Regions from separate parts of the Homo sapiens genome. Here region 2 is linked to region 1. A link is an interaction called in ENCODE POLR2A ChIA-PET data of the cell type or tissue named here. Cell type or tissue: PC-9. All regions are shown on one strand. Links, peaks and the distances in the headings refer to the core of each region. The heading gives the core; the rest is flanking DNA. Region 1 has its middle 14 kb from the start of KDM4A. Region 2 overlaps KDM4A (lysine demethylase 4A).

What was found. ChIA-PET counts read pairs that join two places held together with the same protein. Peaks named below come from ENCODE experiments on the same cell type or tissue, not always from the same donor. Only the 100,000 strongest peaks of a DNase experiment are listed, where the experiment ranks them.
Region 2: POLR2A ChIA-PET joins it to region 1 with 9 read pairs; 7 of 35 experiments call an interaction of 5 or more read pairs at or near these places.

The regions. Positions count from the first base shown.
Region 1 is chr1:43,633,719-43,639,097 of GRCh38, reverse strand. No RefSeq gene overlaps it. Among named protein-coding and RNA genes, the nearest start is that of KDM4A, 14 kb to the left of the region's middle. In PC-9, for the core only: no CTCF peak of the experiment used is centred there; a DNase peak (open chromatin) is centred at 2,927.
Region 2 is chr1:43,695,849-43,701,227 of GRCh38, reverse strand. It overlaps KDM4A (lysine demethylase 4A), which reads right to left. Exons shown (of 22, transcript NM_014663.3): 19 at 3,215-3,385. It overlaps KDM4A-AS1 (KDM4A antisense RNA 1), which reads left to right. Exons shown (of 5, transcript NR_033827.1): 5 at 476-1,504. Among named protein-coding and RNA genes, the nearest start is that of KDM4A-AS1, 8.8 kb to the left of the region's middle. In PC-9, for the core only: no CTCF peak of the experiment used is centred there; no DNase peak of the experiment used is centred there.

The DNA.
Region 1 (5,379 bases), core at 331-5,330:
TGCTTCCACCCTGTGTTCTATTTGTTTGTTTGCCTTTTTAATCTCAGGCACTAAAATAACTTCTTCTCAAGGCCAAATGCCATCCATTCTTTAAGACTTGGCTTAAATTTTACCTATTCCTGCATTCTTTTTTTAAAAAATTTACTTATATATATATATATATATATTTTTATTATACTTTAAGTTCTAGGGTACATGTGCACAACGTGCAGGTTTGTTACATATGTGTACATGTGCCATGTTGGTGTGCTGCACCCATTAACTCGTCATTTACATTAGGTATATCTCCTAATGCTATCCCTCCCCCGTCCCCGCACCCCACAACAGGCCCCGGTGTGTGATGTTCCCCATCCTGTGTCCAAGTGTTCTCATTGTTCAATTCCCACCTATGAGTGAGAACACGTGGTGTTTGGTTTTTTGTCCTTGCAATAGTTTGCTGAGAATGATGGTTTCCAGCTTCATCCATGTCCCTACAAAGGACATGAACTCATCCTTTTTTATGGCTGCATAGTATTCCATGGTGTATATGTGCCACATTTTCTTAATCCAGTCTGTCATTGATGGACATTTGGGTTGGTTCCAAGTCTTTGCTATTGTGAATAGTGCCGCAATAAACATACGTGTGCATGTCTTTATAGCAGCATGATTTATAATCCTTTGGGTATATACCCAGTAATGGGATGGCTGGGTCAAATGGTATTTCTAGTTCTAGATCCCTGAGGAATCGCTGCACTGTCTTCCACAATGGTTGAACTAGTTTACAGTCCCACCAACAGTGTAAAAGTGTTCTTATTTCTCCACATCCTCTCCAGCACCTGTTGTTTCCTGACTTTTTAATGATTGCCATTCTAACTGGTGTGAGATGGCATTCTTTTATTTAAAGACTTTTTACTAAGCATCTATTTTGTGCTGACTCTGGAAATACAGAGATAACAACTCCATCCCTCTACTTGGGACAATTACAGGTACTTCAACTCAACAAAAGTAAACTCTCGGCCCGGCACAGTGGCTCACGCCTGTAATCCCAGCACTTTGGGAGGCCGAGGTGAGCAGACTGCCTGAGCTCAGGAGTTTGCGACCAGCCTGGGCAACACAGTGAAACCCCATCTCTACTAAAATACAAAAAATTAGCCAGGTGTGGTGGCGGGCGCCTGTAGTCCCAGCTAGTTGGGAGGCTGAGGCAGGAGAATTGCTTGAGCCCGGGAGGCGGAGGTTGCAGTGAGCCAAGATCGCGCCACTGCACTCCAGCCTGGGCAACAGAGCGAGACTCTGTCTCAAAAAGAAAAAAAAGTAAGCTCTTGGTTCTCCCCTGACTCTACTCTGCTGTTAGTGCTCCCCACCTCAGTAAAGGCACCAATATTCACCTAGGTGCCCAGAGTCATTCTCGATTCTTTTAGCAGCCCACATCCAATCCTATTAGCCTTACTTACTTTCAAAACTATATCCCGAATCCTTCTCTTACCTCCGCATCACTATCATTGTACTTCAAGCAGCCATCACCCTCCACCTGGAACACTACAACAGCATCCTGACTGGACTCCCTGCTTCTGCTCCTGCCCCTTCCAATCTGTTCTCCAAATAGGTGCCAGAGTGATCTGTCAAAAAAACAAGTCCCCAGCCTGGGCAACATAGTGAGACCCTGTCTCTACAAAAACATTAAAAAATTAGCCAGGGACGGTGGTGTGCACCTGTAGTCCCAGCTACTTGGGAGGTTGAGGTGGGAGGATGGCTTGAGCCTGGGGGGTCAAGACTGCAGTGAGCTGCGATTGCGCCACTGCACTCAGGCCTGGGCGACAGAGTGAGACCCTGTCTCAAAGACGAAGAAAAGCAAATCCAATGAACTACCTTATTGAAAACCCCTTAAAAGCTTTCTGTGCCCCTATCCTGAATCCAAAGTGCCTTGCTCATGTCTGCGAGAGCCCCTGCCCATTCTGCACCCCATCCTGCCCCACTCTCCCCTTGCACTCTGGGCTGCAGCCACGCTGGCCTTTGTTCTGTTTTTCTAAAACACCCCTTGAAAGAGCTATGTTCCCTCGTGCCTCAGGATCTTTACACCCTATTGAGCCTCTTCCTTGTAGAAGCCTCCGATTCCCCATACTTGTCTGGGTCCTACTGTCCCATGCTGTGGGACCCGGACTAGTGTGGGGAGTCAGAGGCTTCTGTGAGAAAGGGACTCTCTATGCATTCTGCACACTTCCTGCAAAGCATCTGAGCTTTTGATTGTGTGTGTGTGTAAGATTTGAATGATGTCTGTCTTCCTGCCAGATTAAGGTTTCTAAGGGTACTTTGGGCTGGGCACCGTGGCTCATGCCTGTAATCCCAGCACTTTGGGAGGCCGAGGCAGGCAGATCACTTGAGGTCTGGAGTTCGAGACCAGCCTGGCCAACATGGTGAAACCCCGTCTCTACTAAAAATACAAAATTAGCCAGGCATGGTGGCATGTGCTTATAATCCCAGCTACTCAGGAGGCTGACGTGAGAATCACTTGAACCTGGGAAGCAAGAAGTTGCAATGAGCCCAGATCACACCACTGCACGCCAGCCTGGGTGACAGAGCGAGACCCTGTCTCAAAAAAAAAAAAAAAAGGGTAGGGACTTTATTATTTCACTATTGAATCTCAGTACCTTGGACAATGCCTGGTTCATAGTAAGTGCTCAATAAATATCACTGGACTATGATTTGGGGAAAGAATGGACAAATGAAGCTAGGTGGGTTGTAGTTTGTATGGTAGTTAAGCATTCAGGCTCTGGACTCACAGAACCAGGCTCAAATCTAGGTTCTGCTCTCTTCCTAGCTGTGTGACTTAAGAGTGAGTTGGTTGACCTCTGAGAGCCTGTCTTCAATCACAAAAGGAGGTTGTAATACAAGCTACTATACAGGGCTTTTGGAGGAACTGAATGTTAACAATGCGGGTAAAATGCTTGTCATATTTAAGTGCTTAATAATGCTAGCAGGTATTATTACAGAATATGATAGGTACACACCATGTTTGTTGGATTTAAATCTTTACGACCACATAGCTCAGGTGGGGGTAATTACAGGGAATGCCCTGAATATCTGCCAGAGAGGGGAGGCTGGAAAGGACAAACCCTGAAAAAGCATCTGGGACACAAGGTCTTTCGGGGAGACTGAGGAGTATCCCATTTGTGGGGCTAAAAACTTCCCTCCAGCTCAAGACTGGGTAACCCTTATTTATTTATTTTAGGGATGGGGTCTTGATATGTTGCCCAGGGTGGAGTGGGATGGCTATTCACAGGCAAGATCATAGGACACTAAAGGCTCAAACTCAAGGCCTCAAGCAATCCTCCTGCCTCAGATTTTTTTTTTTAATTTTTTTATTTTTTGAGACGGAGTTTTTGCTGTTGCCCAGGCTGAGTGCAATGGCACGATCTCAGCTCACTGCAACCTCTACCTCCCGGGTTCAAGCAATTATCCTGCCTCAGCCTCCCGAGTAGCTGGGATTACAGGCGCCCGCCACTATGCCTGGCTAATTTTTGTAATTTTAATTTCACCATGTTGGCCAGGCTGGCCTCAAACGTGGCTGCCCAAAGTGCTAGGATCACAGGCGTGTGCCACTGTGCCTGGCCCTGCCTCAGCTTCTTGAGTAGCTGGGATTACAGGTGTGTGCCACCACACCCAGCCCTCCTTATTATTATTTTTTAAAATTTGAGATGGATTCTCCCTCTGTCGCCTAGGTTGGAGTGCAGTGGCACGTTCTCAGCTCACTGCAACCTCCCCCTCCCGGGTTCAAGCAATTCTCCTGCCTCAGCCTCCTGAGTAGCTGGGATTACAGACACACATCACCATGCCTGGTTAGTTTTTTGTATTCTTAGTAGAGATGGGGTTTCTCCATGTTGGTCAGGCTGGTCTCAAACTCCCAACCTCAGGTGATCCGCCCTCCTCGGCCTCCCAAAGTGCTGGGATTACAGACGTGAGCCACCGCACCCGGTCACCTCCTTACTGATTTTAAACGTAATGTTCCTTGGTGAATCTCCACGTAAACTATTTCTACTGTTGGTGTCGGGGACTGGGAGAAAAGCAGCTTACATGGTAAGGGTGAAGTTTGGTGTGGTGGATGCAGAGATCCCTTGTGAGATATGAAGTCCCTCTTGGAGCAGACTAGGGCGTGTCTCAGGGAGGGAGCAAAAGGGCCTCTGAGGAGTTGGGAGTGAAGATTCTTGAGGATTGGGTGCTGGCAGCTGCCAGGCATTCCTTCTGACAATCAGACTGACCTCCCACTACAGGGCCGGCATCCACTCAGCAAACATTGATGGAGTCCCGACTCTGGGTAGGCTCTTAAGCTGGGAGGCAAGTGAGACACAGTTCTTGCCCTCAAGAAGTTCACAGTCCAGTGAAGACAGATGAATCAAACCATAATTATAATGCCAATTTTCATTTCCTTTCTGCACGACAGCCTGGATAATTTTCTTGGTATTTTCCCCCTATTTTACTATTTGAACAGCTGAGGAAGCACGAATAATAATTTCAGCACAGTGCTATGGTTCCTGGACCAGCAACACAGCTGGATGTGAGACTAATTGAGCAAGGAAGAGGAGGGGCTAAGGAGGGACTCCTGGAAGACTGACCTTGGATGAGAAGTGCCAGGAAGGGCTCCAGGAAGAGGGGATAACATGCAACCACAGCATGCTGTTTTTCTATGTGACACATGCTTATGAAAAAAGTGCGTATCAGAGGTAGGAAAATTAGAAAATGCATTTAAAATAGGGAACATAACCACCCAGCAATGTGCTAACATTTTGGTGTCTATCCTTTCCAGTGTTTCTCGAATTTTAATGCTCATACAAATGCCATACGGAACTGTCAAAATACAAATTCTGATGCAGCAGGTCTGGGGTAGAGCCTAAGATTCTACATTTCTACGAGACAGGCACATTACCACTTGGCCACCGTGCCTGAGTTAGAGTCTACTTTTTTTTTTTTTTTTTTTTTTTGAGATCGAGTCTTGCTCTGTCGCCCAGGCTGGAGTGCAGCGGCACTATCTCAGCTCACTGCAACCTTGCCTCCTGGGTTCAAGTGATTCTCCTGCCTCAGCCTCCCAAGTAGCTGGGATTACAGGTGCCTGCCACCATGCCTGGCTAATTTTTTTGTATTTTTAGTAGATGAGGTTTCACCACGTTGGTCAGGCTGGTCTCAAACTCCTGACCTCAAGTGATCCACCTGCCTCAGCCTCCCAAAGTGCTGGGATTACAGGCATGAGCCACCACACCCTGGCCTAGATTCTACATTTCTAAAAAGCTCCCAGGTGATGCTGACACTGATGGTCTTTGGAGTCACTTCAGCAAGGTTGTAGCCTATATGTGTGTGTGTATAATATGTTCAATTTTTCAGTATTATGAATGATGATGTAGTGAATCTTTC
Region 2 (5,379 bases), core at 120-5,119, 62 kb before region 1:
AATATTTATGGCCGGGCGTGGTGGCTCATGCCTGTAATCCCAGCACTTTGGGAGGCCAAGGCGGGCAGATCACGAGGTCAAGAGATTGAGTCCATCCTGGACAACATGGGGAAACCCTCTCTACTAAAAATACAAAAATTAGTTGGGCGTGGTGGCGTGCACCTGTAGTCGCAGCTACTTGGGATGCTGAGGCAGGAGAATCGCTTGAACCCGGTAGGTGGAGGTTGCAGTGAGCCAAGAACGCACCACTGCACTCCAGCCTGGCGACAGAGCGAGACTCTGTCTCAAAAAAAAAAAAAAATTAAATTTATAATAATATTTAACAACATTTGGAGGCTGTCGATAGGCCAGTGCACCAATATTTTCTAAATGACCAAAGTATGATGTTATAAAAGGATGCATGGGTGAAAGATCCATTCAGAAGAGACCAATGGGTTTTAGTGTTAACAGTATGAAACGTTCACTGACCTTTCAGATTCCACACTGCAACTAACTTTTAAGAACCTGCCAGGAGCAGTGGCTCACACCTGTAATCCCAGCACTTTGGGAGGTTGAGGCAAAAGAAATCGCTTGAGCCCAGGAGTTTGAGACTACCTGGGCAAGATGGCAAGACCCCATTTCTACAAATAGCCATGCATGCCTGTAGTCCCAGCTACTCGGGAGGTGCTTGGTCAACAAAGCAAGACATCATCTCTTAAAACAAACAAACAAACAAAAAAAGTTGTTACTTCCATTGAGTTTTGGTGGATATCAGAGAATAATAAACACAATTACCTGAAAGACTATTAAAATACCTCCCTTGGCTGGGAGTGGTGGCTCACAGATGTAATCCCAGCACTTTGGGAGGCCGAGGTAGGCGGATTGCTTGAGCCCAGTTTTGAGACCAGCCTGGGCAACAAGGCAAAACTCCATCTCTACAAAAAATTAAAAAATTAGCTGGGCGCCAGTGACAAGGGCCTGTAGTCCCAGCTACTTGGGAGGCTGAGGCAGCAGAATCACTTGAGCCTGGTATGTGGAGGTTGCAGTGAGTTGAGATCACTGCACTGCACTCCAACGTGGGTGACTGGAGTGAAACCCTATTTTAAAAAAACAAAAACAAACTCCTTTTTCCAATTACATATCTACGCAAGGCTGAATTTTCTTCCTATACTTGAACCTAAACAGTGTATCACAATAGATTGAATCAAGAAGTGACATTAAGGCCAGCGCGGTGGCTCACGCCTGTAATCCCACCACTTTGGGAGGCCGAGGCGGGCGGATCACGAGATCAGGAGATCAAGACCATCCTGGCTAACATGGTGAAACCCCATGTCTACTAAAAATACAAAAAATTAGCCGGGCATGGTGGCGGGCGCCTGTAGTCCCAGCTACTCGGGAGGCTGAGGCAGGAGAATGGCGTGAACCTGGGAGGTGAAGCCTGCAGTGAGCCAAGATCATGCCACCGTACTCCCGTACTCCAGCCTGGGCAACAGAGCAAGACTCCATCTCAAAAAAAAAAAAAAAAGACATTAAAGAGATTTGCAAAATTGCAGGGAAATGGCAATCTTTTGTTTTTGTTTTAGAAAAGTTATTTTTAATCTAAAAAAATTGATTATTTTAAATCAATCTGCTTTAATTTCTAATAAGAATAAATACGTTTAGATGTAACCCAGAGAAACACAGGCTCTTTGGGGTCTCTAACTTGTAGAAAATGGAGTCCTGAAACCACTGTAAGTTAGAGATAATACCACATCCTTCTCACAGTGGGTATGAGAAGATAAAGAGATACTTGAAATAACCACTTAGCATAGTGCCTGGCATACTGTACCAGCTTAATAAATTACAGCAAGGGCCAGGTATGGTGGCTCAAACTCTTGTAATCCCAGTGGTTTGGGGGCCCAAGATGTGAGGATCGCTTCAAGCTGCGAGATCGAAACCAGCCTGAGCAACAAAGCAAGACCGTTGTTACTACAAAAAATTTAAAAATTAGCCAGGTGTGACTGCATGTGCCTGTAGTCCCAGCTACCTGGGAAGCTGAAGCAGGAGGATCACTTGAGTTCAGGAGTTTGAGATTGCAGGAGCTATGATACAGCCACTGCACTCCAGCCTAAGTGACAGAGTGAGACCTGGTCTCTCTCAAAAAAAAAAAAAAAAAAATAAGGCCAGGCACAGTGGCTCACGCCTGTAATCCCACCACTTTGGGAGGCCAAGGTAGGCAGATCACTTGAGCCCAGGAGTTTGAGACCAGCCTGGGCAACATGGCAAAAGCCCGTCTCTACAAAAAATTAAAAAATTAGCCGGCTGTGGTGGTGCGTTCCTGTAGTCCCAGCTACCAGGGAGGCTGAGGTGGGATGATCACCTCAATCCAGGAAGTTGAGGCTGCAGTGAGCTGAGATTGTGCCACTGCACTCCAGCCTGGGCGTCAGAGTGAAACCCTGTCTCACAAATAAAATATAAATAAATGATAGCTATGCTACTGCTATGAGTACTACTAATGTCGCCTTTTCTATAAGTCTACCTTATAACTAATGAATGTGCTTTTAGCAACTGAGTGGCTAATGTGGTATAAACATGGGACAATACCTGATTTGTTAAAGGAAAAAATGGTTTCATTCCTCTCTACTTTGGTGGTCAGTCTACCAACTGAAAAGGCAAGGTGGGGGTAGGGGAAACCTGAACTAAGTCCTCACTACCAAGCCAGACCTAGGACTGGGTCCATGTGGGGCCACTGTGTCTCAGGTGTTGATAACATAAACAGGCCAAGGGTGTCTCCAGGCAGTTTCTACTTAGCCCTAAAGCCCACTGTGAAGAGACAAAAGCAGATTCTATACATCTACTAAGAGGGCCTGATAGAAAAGAGAGTTGGATAATTCCCCTAAAATCACACAGCTACTAGGCAATGAAGCTGGTATTGGCATATTTGATTCCAAAGCCTGGGCTCTCCTATTGCACTAGAATGCCCTCAAGGATAATTTAGACGGCAACAGATGCAGGTTTCAAGGAATTGCAGAAAATACTGATTCCCAGGTACTTCTAGGGAAAATAGGGTACCCTAGCAGCACGCAGTTTTCTTTGCAAAGAAAGACTGGTACAGATGATTCTTTCTGTTTGAGGACATGGTGATGGGACCAGGGACCTGGCTAGAAGAAGCAGGCATACACACACAGTCTGCCAGCCAGACCTTAGAAACATCCCCCCATTCCAAACTGCCTGAGAAGCTCCTTGCAGATATTACCACTATGTCCTCAGGATAAAGATTGTCGCTGAAGGAGCCATCATCAAAGTTGACTTCATAGAAGGTCTCGGTGGTGAGCCTGACCACTTCACACTGGTAGAAGCGCCCGTTCTTATGCTTGCTAATGACTTTCTGGCCTGCAGTGATGCTTTGCAAGGCCCCCTTGGCACGCTGGAAAAAAACAGAGGCTTTGGTTACTCACACGTGGAGTTTGCAGGCCTGGCATATGGAGATGAAGATCAATTAGTTCCTCCTTATCAGGGAAAGATAAGCATGGGAAAGTAAAAGTAAAAAGGAGAGAAGAGATGGGAGCTAAAACAAGCCTTTCCAGATACCCACCATCCCAGCCAGGACATTGGAAGAGACCAGTACCACATTTCCTCCATAAATTTAGCTCTTCCCATAAATTTAGCTAGTCCACAACTGGCCCTTATACCATATTATCTTACCCAGAACTCTCTGAACAACAACATGGACCTCTGATCTTGCCAAGAACTGACATCAAAGTATCGAAGGAGAGACTCAATAGGTGCCCTGAGGCCTGGGCCGCCAGGCAAAGCTGCACCACATCTTAGCACCTGCAGCATTACCCTCAGGGCTAGGGCACAAAGACTTAGGTTTCCCAGATGTCTCCAGCTACACACAACAAACTGTCCCCCATTCCAAGGGCCCTGCCATTGCCATCTCTGGTGCCCTCAACCATGCCCTTCTCATTCTGAACTTGCCCTTGATGCAAACAGGATCACAAAGTATGTGACGGCCTCATTTCCAAGCACGCCTGCTAGCCTGCCCAGGCACTCTGCCCCAGCCATGCTGGCCCCCCTTGCTGTTCCCTGAATGAGTGTGCCATATGTGCTGCCACCCAGGGCTTCGACACTGCTGGTTCTTCTACCTGAGATGCCATTCCCCAGTTACTTGCACACTGACTCCCATCCCAGTGTCAACTTATTGATGTCATTCCTTACTACTTCATCTTCCATTCCCCTTATCTGACTTAATTTTTATCCCTGCACTTCTCACCATCTGCTATACTGTGTATTTACTTGCTTCTATGTGTCCTTCAACTATACTGTATGCACCAGAAGGGCAAGGACTTTTTTGTCTTGTTCAATGGTATAGTCCTGGCACCTAAAACTGTGCCTGGCATATAGTAAATGCTCAATAAACATTTGAAGAATAAATCAGTGAAAAAACTACTAACTCATCAGTCCCCCCAATTTCCTCATAGCACCAGCAGTCTACAGCTGCCAGCTTAAGCATGTGGAGTATTAATGATTATCACAAAATAACTATTCTGTGTATGAAAAAACTCTTCCCTATCATAGCTGTGACTCAGTACTACCTCAAGTTTTTACTTGCATTAAGGGCAAGTTCAGAATGAGAAGGGCATGGTGAGGGCACCAGGGATGGCTAGGGCAGGGCCCTTGAGACACTCCGGAGTCTCATTCTCACATACAATATGTTCCCATCTTCCTAAGGTCCTTCCTATCATACCCCTGACCACCTGTCACGTTCAACATCTTTATGAAAAAGAATGCAGTCAGCCAACCAGGACTTTTCTGCAACCCCAAATGGCAGAGTGAAAAGTTCATCCTTCTGGGCTGGCCATCTATCACGTTCTTCCTTTGATTATGTATTTACCACACTGTTGTCAAACTTGTATGATCGCCTCTTCTATTAGATTGTAACTCACTCATGGCAGAGCCTTCCCCAACTACGGTCTGGCTTCTGACCTGACTACTCCACAGGGACACTCCAGTTTGTGGTACTTAGTGACCACCACACCAGCCCTGCCTTCTCTGTTGGATATGACCCTCCTTCCTCCCACTGGCTTGCTTCACTTTCTCAACTGCTTTCACTGGTTCATGCTCTGCTACCTGCTTCTCCCACTGGGAATCTCCAGAGCCCAGTTTCTAATGGGAACTAGATTTAACTATGCTGTTAAATGCTAATAGCCAAATCTTTACCCTCACAGTTACTCTCCAGAATGCTCCAGTGACCTCAGCATTTACTTTCCTCTTTCTCATCCCTCCTTCTCTCCCTTGCAGAGCAACACTGCTTCATCTCAGTTCCTGATTGCAGTTACTAACATCATATTAGCATCCTTCCCATCTCTCAAGGGAGTAACCTGAGTCATCTTCAATATTCACTCCCCCTTTCCTCCT